Regions from separate parts of the Homo sapiens genome. Here region 2 is linked to region 1. A link is a loop called in an ENCODE intact Hi-C map of the cell type or tissue named here. Cell type or tissue: GM12878. All regions are shown on one strand. Links, peaks and the distances in the headings refer to the core of each region. The heading gives the core; the rest is flanking DNA. Region 1 overlaps EPM2A (EPM2A glucan phosphatase, laforin). Region 2 has its middle 170 kb from the start of TRQ-TTG4-1.

What was found. A loop is a pair of places that touch in the nucleus more often than their neighbours do. Peaks named below come from ENCODE experiments on the same cell type or tissue, not always from the same donor. Only the 100,000 strongest peaks of a DNase experiment are listed, where the experiment ranks them.
Region 2: a loop joins it to region 1, with 1.9 times the contacts of the local background. A loop is called at or near these places in 6 of 110 quality-filtered maps.

Annotation. Positions count from the first base shown.
Region 1 is chr6:145,631,622-145,637,003 of GRCh38, reverse strand. It overlaps EPM2A (EPM2A glucan phosphatase, laforin), which reads left to right. Exons shown (of 4, transcript NM_005670.4): 3 at 1,518-1,759. Among named protein-coding and RNA genes, the nearest start is that of EPM2A-DT, 100 kb to the left of the region's middle. In GM12878, for the core only: a CTCF peak has its summit at 2,814 (motif pointing right); a DNase peak (open chromatin) is centred at 2,803.
Region 2 is chr6:145,347,732-145,353,113 of GRCh38, reverse strand. No RefSeq gene overlaps it. Among named protein-coding and RNA genes, the nearest start is that of TRQ-TTG4-1, 170 kb to the right of the region's middle. In GM12878, for the core only: a CTCF peak has its summit at 1,898; a DNase peak (open chromatin) is centred at 2,913; H3K4me3 peaks cover 1,592 bases; H3K27ac peaks cover 3,235 bases.

The sequences.
Region 1 (5,382 bases), core at 276-5,275:
AAATAACTTGGCCTAACATCATACAATTGTTACTAAATGTTATACGAAATCTTTTTTTTTTTTAATTTTTTTTTTTTTTTCAGACAGGTTCTTGCCCCATCGCCCAGGCTGGAGTGCAGTGGTGTGATCTTGGCTCATTGCAACCTCTGTCTCCTGGGTTCAAGCAATTCTTAGGCCTCAGCCTTTCAAGGTAGCTGGGATTACAGGTGTGTGCCACCACGCCCAGCTAATTTTTGTAATTTTACTAGAGACGAGGTTTCTGCCATGTTGGCTGGGCTGGTCTGGAACTTCTGGCCTCAAGCAATCCCCGCCTCAGCCATCCAAAGTGCCAGACTACAGGCGTGAGCCACTGCGCCAGCTTCTTTTTTGGTTTTTACATTTTTCCTTTTGGCTGTTGTTGTCAACATTGTTAACATGAGAAGCCAATTGCCCAGTTCCCTAATGAAGATCCACCACTGTCTTTCTAAAACTTCAGTTCTGCTTACCCTACAGGAGAGAATAAACTTTTTTTTTTTTTAAGAGATGGAGTCTCACTCTGTCACTCAGGCTGAAGTGCAGTGGTGCAGTCTCGGCTCACTGCAACCTCCGCCTCCCGGGTTCAAGCAATTCTTCTGCCTCAGCCTCCCCGGTAGCTGGGATTACAGGTGTCCACCACCACGCCTGGCTAATTTTTGTATTTTTAGTAGAATTGGCCAGGCTTGTCTAGAACTCCTGACTTCAGGTGACCCGCCTGCCTTGGCCTCCCAAAGTCCTGGGATTACAGGTGTGAACCACTGCATCCGGCCAGATAAGCGTGTTTTATGTTTTTTCTCCTTGGGTTCTTGTCTAAAGGGTTATTAAAATTTTTCTGAGTTTTTAACTTTTTCATTTCATTATTTTTTTCTATAATAAACCTCAATGATAATTTCCAAAAGGAAACTATATTGCTATTTCTCCTTCTTACCTTGCAGCATTAGATGAAACCTATAGAACACTGCTAGGTACTAATGGAATTAATGTTGATTCTGATCTTATTAAAAGAAGTCTGTTGTTTTTTAGCTTCTGTTCTTTAGCATATGTTAAAAGTCTCATACTATTTGAAATATTTGCATAGACTTTTAAACCGGAATGCCTGCTGAAATTTGTTTTTCAGAATTTATTTATATAATTACAGGAATTTTCACCTCTAATTTGTTAGCATTTGAAGTCTATTGATGGATTTTTATCATGTGGAACCATATATGCATTCATGGAATAAGTACAACTTGGTAGACTTATTTTAATATATTGCTTGATTTGGTTTGCAAATGTCCATTTCCTGGCGTTCTAGTTAATTGAAATACTTGCTTTCCCCAAAGCAGCAACACCAGTACTTTTTCTTTCAATAATAACATTGGTGTTCATATTCTAAAATATCTAGCTTTTCCTGTGCCAGACTTAAAGGTTAGTTATATTTTAATACTACATGTTTTATGCAGCTCCTTAAACCTCAAATCAGAACAACACTAGTGATAGTTGTCTCCATATGTTCTCATTAGAATTCTACCAAATATCTGGCTGGGTAGCTGCCCTCGTCAGGTGGAACATGTAACCATCAAACTGAAGCATGAATTGGGGATTACAGCTGTAATGAATTTCCAGACTGAATGGGATATTGTACAGAATTCCTCAGGCTGTAACCGCTACCCAGAGCCCATGACTCCAGACACTATGATTAAACTATATAGGGAAGAAGGCTTGGCCTACATCTGGATGCCAACACCAGATATGAGCACCGAAGGTAAGGATCAGAACTGTTCTGCCTCCTTGCTGTATTTCAGAGAAACCCTTGCTGTCTGTCTGTCTATCTATAATTTAATATCTTAAAAATGAATGGTAGAAATGGAATAAATATAAGATTTTAGATTTAATATATATAATACATATGTTTTGACACTGTGGCTAAGATTCTGTTTAATGTGGCTTCTTTGTTTATTCATTCAACACATATTTATTGTGTATGTACTGGGTATGCGGCATTATGCTAGTAGCTAGGAACACAGCAGTAAAGAAAGACAGGCACAACTTCTGCCCCCACGGAGCGCATTGTCCTATAGGGATGGCAAATGTTAATCAAATGACTAAAAATAGAAGTTTAAAACTATGATGAATTTTTTGTTAGAAAATATATAGATATTGCTATGAGATTATGTACAGGTAATCAGGCCAAGAAGTGGGGTCAAAGAGGGTTTTCTTGGAAAGTAGTGTTTGGGCTAAGATCTGAGGGTGGGCTGGAGGAAGAGTGAGTGGAGGGAGTGACCCAGGCAGAAGCAGCAGCTTAGAAGAATCCTTGTGGCAGGAGAGAGCACAGAGTGTTGCAAAAACTGAAAGACCAATGTGGCTTGGATCAGAGAACGAGGAAAGATGATCCTGCAGGATTTGAGCGACAAAAAGGACTTTAGACGCTATCCTATAGCAGGAAGAAGCAGTTGTACAGTAAGACGAGTTCGACACTAATTACAGCACAGAGGGGAATGGGTAAGAGAGGAGTGAGGACCGTGCTGGAGGAGGGTTATGCATGGGAAGAGCACATTCTGGGGAGCGACAAAGGGAGGCTGCGTGAATGCCATGGCACTTGAGGTGGGCATGGCTTTGATAGGTAGATGTGGAGGGAGAAAGGGCATGCTAGGGGGAAGCAGCAGCACAGGCTATGGCACAGAAGCATGGAATTTTAGAGGAATGATAGGGATTTTAGCCTGGTTGTAGAATAGGGTACTTGTCGAAGAGGAGTAGAGATAACTACAGTCGGCAGAGGAGAGAACCAAGTTACACCGATAGTATCAAGCAGCTGTCAGCAGGGGGCAGCAGAGAGCTTCAGAAATGGGAGAGGCTAAGGAGTTTGATGACCTCCTCTGCTGGGGAAAGGACAGTGATATCCAGCTCAGAGACGTTTCTATCTTTAGCCCTCTTCCCCCAAATGTATATTATGTACAAAACACTCTCCTAAGCAATTTACAAGAATTAGCTTATTTAATTCTCATAATAAGACTCCAGGCAGATATTGTAGCTGTCTCTATTTTGCAGACGAAGAGGCTGAGGCATGAAAAAGTTATTGCCCATGTCATAGAACTAAAAAGAGGCCCATTCTGAATTTCAAGGCTGGCAGTCGGACCCAGAACATTGCTCCAGACAGCAACTTTACCAGCTATGAAGCTTCTCCCTGCATTCTTACACAGACGCTTCAGGCAGGTTCTTCAGACCCATGCAATTTCAACCCCTTATGTTCATGATCATCTGGAGTTAGGCAGAGCCTACAAATTGCAAGGGAAGTAGCTTGTCTCCCCAAGAGTGAATGGTCTGCAAGATAAAAAACCATGAGGACCACAGGAAATCTACGTTTCTGGACCTTGCCCACCTCAGCCCTTTATGGATCTCAGGTGGTCCTCCTGGCCAGGCTGGGCCCCTTTGTTGATCTGTGTCTGAGCTGAATTGCCATTGGGGATGGGGTATAATGTTTGTTCCTGAAGGTGGAGAGAGCTGCTGACAGTCTGGTTATTCCTCTTGGTAACCTGACCTAAGGAAGCATGATTTAGCTGTAAGAGCTCTGCCCTTCTTCAAGGAAGAAAAAAAGAAAAACTTCATTTGCGAAGATGCACATTGGTTGAATCCAGGTGATATTTACCTTGTCCAGCTGGTTTTCCTGGTTTCAAAACAGAGAAGATAGTTAGGATTTGAAGGACTGTAGCTTCCAGAGAGCATTTTGATGTTAGCATCTCTGAATCTGATTTGACAGCATTGTTATCCTGTTGGAGAATGATGTGAGACGAGGCTGGGAGAAGTTAGGCTGCCAACTGTGCCACGCATCCCCCGCCATCCCATCCCAACCCACACACTGATTACCTGAAGGCTCTGCTGACAGATAGTAATTTGCTTGATAGTTTGGGACTCTGCAGAAGCCTGAGGGAAAACTGTATCCCCAAGGACCCATTGTAGTTGTGTTCACGAACCTTTTTTGCGGTCAGTGGGTTACCAGGTCACAGTCGTAACTGTTAGTGCAGTAGCATAGCTTCTTTCAGGCTGAGACAGTGCAGTGGCATTTGAGCTGCAAAATGCAAGCTTCCACGTGATAAAGGCCCAGCTGTAAGACCGACTAATGGATTTCTTTGGCTTGGCCTAACCTGGGGGTGTAATCTAAGGGTTAATAACCACTTCTGAGTGGCAGGGGAACTTTTTACCAATAGACCAATGTCTGTGGCTCACAGTATTAGCCCAATGAACACATAGATTAATCAGCTGAATATTTTTAGAACTCTAGAGAAAAACCCAGTTGGAAGTGTTTTGAGCTGCAGCATAATGCTCTCAGTTGAAGTCTGAGAAAGAAGACAGTTTGTTAGGCTTGACTGTCACCGCTAGTTGTCACAGACCTGTTATAATCAATCGTGTGATCGATCCTTACTCTTGCATGCTTTTGTCATATGTGGAATGGTGGTGTAGATTTCTTTTTTTAAAAAATCTTTTATAAACATTTTGGTTTGTGTCTTTCACCTAGGGAATGAAAATCTGCCAAATCTAACACTCACCTGAACAAAACAAAATGAAACAAATCTGCTCGTTAAAATTTTCTTTGCATAGAAGGTATTCAGGTTGTGTTTTGACCTCTGTCACTGCAGCACTATTTATAACAAATGTCTACCCTTGCCTCCCAAATGAGTTCACAGGCTTCATGAAGTCCTCAGCTACCCCTCTGTTGTCAAAGTCTGACTTCCTTTCCCTTGCTCAACACACTGATTTCGGCTCTCCCATTGCACGGAAATGCTGACCTTGGAGCCAAGACAACTGGGCTAAAGCCTTGTCACCACTGGGTAGCTGGGAGGATATCGGCAGGCTAGTTCCTGCATTAAGAAAATGAGGATAGTAATTTCCACCTTACAGGACTATAACAGTAGAATAAGATAATTGATATGAAAGGGCTTTGAAAATCACAAAGTTGGAATTGTAGGATTAGTTCCAAGTCTTTAAGTTTCTACCAAAGGATGTTATAGATAATGTAGATCCTATCTATATTACACTTCAAAGATGGAAAAAAATATGCCCCCCACATAATATATTCATCATATATCTGCTCCTGGAGTAAGAAAGGAAAGTGTGTGTGTGTGTGTGTGTGTGTGTGTGTGAGAGAGAGAGAGAGAGAGAGAGAAAGGCTGAAAGCTGCAGATTTCTTTCAGGATCAACCTTGGATAAAGCATATCTTTAGGGCCTTTTGACCCCTCTCTTTTATCTCAGGCCCTAATACCTCAGGCTACTTGACTTACCTGCCCAAATGCTCTACCTCTCCCTCTCCTCACAACCTTGGCTGGCTCAATAGTGCTTTCAGGAAGCTTTTGGTTGGTCCAGAGTCAGATTAGCCTGGAGCTGGTGTGAACC
Region 2 (5,382 bases), core at 223-5,222, 280 kb after region 1:
TGAGGACAGGCACTCCTGTTTTCATGCCCAAATATTGCATTTTCCAAGATCACTCTGGCCCACCACGCCCCCAATCCTGTGCCTATAAAAGCCCCGAGACCCTAGCAGGCACAGACACAAGCAGCTGGACATCGAGAAGAACACACGGGCAGAACACACTAGCAGAACACACCGGCACACACCAGCAGACACCAGCAGGTCATATACAGTGGTGCCATGTGAAGTTCAGCCAGAGGAGAGCGCCACTACTGGGTGGCCTGACTCCAGGGGAAGACCACTTTCCCACTCCATCCAGCTTCTGTCTTCCTCATCCACCTCCCTGGGAGCTATTACCACTCAATAAAAACCTCGCACCTATCCTCCAAGCCCCTGAGTGATTCGATTTTTCCGGTACACTAAGGCAAGAACCCTGGGATACAGAAAGCCCTCTGTCCTTGCAATAAGGCAGAGGGTCTAATTGAGCTGATTAACACAAGAGGCCTGAGGACAGCTAAGCTGAAAGAGCATGCTGCACTATAACACATGCCCACTGGGGCTTCGGGAGCTGTTAACACTCAACCCTAGATGCTGCCGTGGGGTTGCCCACATGCCACATTGTCTTATTCTCTGTTCCACAAACTTTCAGAGACAGAAAACTGGGGCCCAGGGGTGAGACTGGTCTGAGAGATTTGTACAATGTATTTTTTTTCCATGAATAAATGCTCAACAGGTAAAAATCAGGAGCTTTCAAATAAAAATCTAAATTTTAAACACTTCTTGCAATGTCAAGAGATCAAACAGCCCTGGACCCCCGTGTCTGCCTAGCAGCCATAAGCTGGAGTGAAAAACAACTGTCTCTTGCAGGGGGTATGAGCTTCCTGTGTCTCTATCTCTTCTTGTGAAATTGCAAGCACTGAGGCCAAAACTCATTGCTGGTAACTTTGACACACTATTGTTTTTCTTCTAGCAGAGTTAAAAGGCCAGTAAAATAATTCATAGCATCATTTCTTTATCCAAAGTGGGGAAATCAAAGACTGTGTGTTTCAAGAAAAATTGTTGTGAACATATCTTTTTGCAAAGATGAAGACTATTCCTAGTTTTATATAAAGAATTTGATCAAAGAAAAAACCTAAGATACCCTGAAAAATAATTTATGGTAAAAACTGTAAAAATATGTTGAAGACATGCTTATTTAAAAACAATAAAAAATGAACAATATTTAAAATATTTTGTTTTTCAAAGTGATGTTGCTGTGAAACGCAATTATGATGTGTGAGGGCAATTTTGTTTTTCATCTTGAGAACCTTGTCTAGAGGTTTGGACTTCATTAGCCTGTTTGGAAAATGTTTATCATTTAATTTTATTACAATAGTAATTCTGTTATATGAAATTAACATTTTTGGAGCTACAGTTTGTGATACAAAGTTGTATAAAATACACCCTCTGCCCTCAAGCAACTCTCTAGATGTTGACTCATTCATTATTTCAGAAAACATTTATTGAGTCCTGAGGGTCAAACACTGGGCTGAACTGGTGATGCCAAGAAGAATTATAGAGTCTCATCTCATAAGAAGCTTATAGTCAAATTGGAGAGGCTTATAAGTAAGCAAGTACAGTATAGTGTGGCAGTGGGTGGGCTCAGGGCACAGTGGGATCTTACAGTGGAAAGAGTGAAGAAGCAGGGGCACGGCATGGGAAGGGAATGAGAAACAGAGCCAGGTAATCTGTTGGGAGTTAATTCTCCGTGGGGTAACATGTTGTCCTGCACATCTTGCAAGCAGAGGCACAGAGTGTCTTTTACTCTGGAGAATCTTTTCAAGGAAGCCTGTACAGCAAATAGCCTTGGAAGACAGAGATGTCTCTCTGCAGAGCAAAGGGCGGGCATTCTTACCATCCTCTGTAACAAAGGTAATGTCTCCCTCTGGAGACTATACATCATAAGATTTGAGTTCCTTCAGCTCAGGGTTCTTCTCCTATATTACAACCCATTGAGTATGCTGGTGTCATCTGGGCCTGTCCACATTGCCCCCATGGGGTCTGAAGGCAAGGGGAACTGACGCAAATATGTTGATCCTTCTGCTGCTCCCCTTGACATGAATAATAATGTTCTTTGTCTCTGACCCAGGAGTCTCACTTCTGCCAGCATTCATGAAACGGTAGCAGACTAATTTCTTAGGTTATAAGCTGAGTACAATCTCAGACTCTTCACAGTTCTTTGTATAGCCTGTTGGCAGAATTTTTTCTTGTTTATCCAAAATCTTGTGTATCTAGGTTGGGGGAGGGATGTATTTGTTTATTGGAGTTAACAAACAAAATAGATTGTGAAAAGGTGCTTCGAGAAAATAGAGTCAAAGACCCTTCTTATCATTGCTCACATTTCTGTGCAGGTGAAATACAGGAAACGTAAACATCAAAGAGAGTCTAGAGGGAAATAGAAGGAAAGTTTTCACAAAACAGCAGCATGTGACCTAAGATAGTTGTGGTGCATTAGAGACATAATTATTACTGCTCACCATCTAGGGACTGGGTCACAAAATAGGAACTTCAAGCTTTTTCTAATTTAATTTTTTGGTTTTACCAGTTAGTAGCAGTACGTTAGCTGCCTGATTCCCATAGTCCTACCTTGCAGGTCCCTGCACATCTTCATCCCTCTTCCAGCTCCAGCCAGACAGCGCCAGCTCCTTATCTGTGACCTCTGAATGGTGCTGTGCAAGGTCACTTCTCTGTCATGCTTACTTCTGAGCCTTGGTGAATTATTTCTGCACATTATGTCATTATAACTGGGGGGTTTCCTTTTTAGTGCCTGTTTATGGTGGAACTTGTTAGCATGCTTAAACCTGTTAAAGAACCAAAAATAGCTACACCTCTTGAGCAGTTACATTCTGAAGCTGGTTTAGGTTTTATGTAACTGCTCTCTCTTTCTTGAATGTGTCTATTTCTGCCTCAAACTTTTCCTGTTCATAAAAAGCATAGCTATTTTGATTGGATTTGCATTTGTTCTGTCACGCAGAAGCACACTGACATCCCTCAGGGGCAATGCTGGATTCACAGTCAAATGAGCACGTTCTTCTTCCTCTCCCTAGCATTTCATCTCTGTAAGAAAGTGACCAGCCACTAGAATAGTAGCATCATTAGAACAGCCACACTTATCACAGAGATGTTTTAAAACAGACAAATTAAAACAAGTCAGGAGAAGGTGGCTAATCCAATTAATTAGGAAGAGATAACTTCCAGCAGAAGAAGGCAAAGTGGGAGACTCACCATGAGGCTTAGCGCAGCCGTGCTCTGTGAAACATAGATGTGCAACTGCCTATGTTTTTCACAGCCATCCTGCTTCTCTTCAGACAGGCATCAATCAATAGCCTATAAAACAGGTTTTATTTTTTCTGTCTGTGCTTTTTCAGGTGAATGTGTGGGTGTGGTGGTTGAGGTGGAGGTGGAGGAGGGGATTTATTAAAGAAAAAAGACCAGAGGGGTGAGAGGGTAGAATTTATTAGAAATGGTACAAGTAAACAAAGTTTAATGGGAAGAGTTTATGATTGACTGAAACAAACAGTGAAAGAGGGAGTGGAGATTACATCTCGGACACCAGGCTGGGTTTGGAAGACCAATCCAGGCAGGGTGATGCCAGATGTCATGCTTTCCATGAGAGTCTTTTTAAAATTTCTTTTTAAAAACTCTATTTTTGCAGATATTGGCATTGCTCTACTCTGGAAAGACTTTAAAAGTCCACTCAACTACAGCTCTTTCTTCATTTTTTTTCTCTCTCTGCTTGCTAAATTAACAACAAGCTCACAGGCCCAGATTATCTTTGCCTAAAGGAAGGCAGCACTTGTGTGCTCTGTGAGATGGCAGTTTATCAGCCCAGTTGAAATGCAGTCTTTTAGGATTTGTGCTGTTTTTCTCAAGCTCTGTGCTAATCCTCCTGTTATCATCTCTGTCAGGTTTGTTGATGATAATCAGTTTTCCATCAAAAGTAGGCATATCTGAACACAAGTAGCTAAGCTTACATCCAATGATGAGTTCTTTCATTTGCATACAGCTAAACCTAATAAAGTTTTAAACTATGAGTCACCTCTTATTAAGGATAAAAGCCATCTGTCAACTTCCATCTATGTATTTGCCAATTTTGATGCAAGAGCCATTGATACACTCTATTTAGTTTCATAAGCAAGAAAATGCAAGTCAAAAACTCCTGGTGATTTGTTTACTGGTCAGTGATGCAGCCAGAATCAGACTCAAGTACTCAGCGAAATGTCTATATGGGGAGTCACCAAGAACTTAAAAATATTTAAGTTGGTGCAAAAGTAATTGCCGTTTTTGCCATTCAAAATAATGGTAAAACCACAATCGTTTTGCACCAACCTAATATCTTTCCCTCAGTGTTCACTCACAGGCTTTGGTATAAACATACACACTTTGATTCCACTAATTTTGAATTTGTGACAAAAGTAATACAGGAAAAGACAGAATTTAGACAGTAATGTATCAAGCCAGAGAAATTGTTTTCCCTTTTTTTCTAGGAAAAGCGATTTTGAAAGAAACACTTTGATAGACAATTAAAGGTAAAGAATAGGATCCTGCAGTCTGCTCAGGCTTTAAAGGATGATTTCTAAATATTGTGCATTAGGCAAAGAGAAGACTTTGTTACCCTCCTTGGGAAGAAAAAAAGAGGAAAGGGAGAAAAAAAGAGGGAGAGACTTAGCCATTGACATGGTAAATGGCTGTGCTTTGAAAAAATGTGATTATTTCTTACGACTCTCCCTGTTTGGTCACTGTAGCCAAACTCAAAATACTTTGTGTGGATAGAATTTTATTGAAACCAGGGAGCTGTTTAAATCTTTTGTCCAGACAGATTGATCTACAGTGAAGGATGCTGCTCTCATTGAGCACACATTTAAGACAGGATAGAGATAAATACATTAACAAATATATAAACAATACAATTTAATAGAGCGATAAAAGTTTCAAAGAAAGAAACACCTGGATAATGAAAGACAGTTGACTAGCATTGGGCTGGCTAGAGATGGTGAGGAAATGAGTCTCTAAGGAGGTGACATTTATGCAGAGGCAAGCAGATACCCCTCCTTCTTCCAAATTCATGCATATTCAAATGTTTTGCTAGTTGATTGTAGAGAATAAAAGACGAAATGACAGTTCTAATGTGCAAGGAGCTCACAAACTAAGAGGAGAAACAAAATACAACAAAATGAAAGGCATTTAATACAGTTCTATAAACTCATTCAGAAATAACTCTTCAACATTAATCCAGCTGGAATTAATCTCTATGAGAATTGGAAGCATGACTGGCTAGCTCTATGTTAACATCTCTCTGGACAAAGGAGAGTGTGTCAGTCAAGTCTCTTGGTTGCAAACTTCAGAGTCCAACTCAAGCTTGCTTAA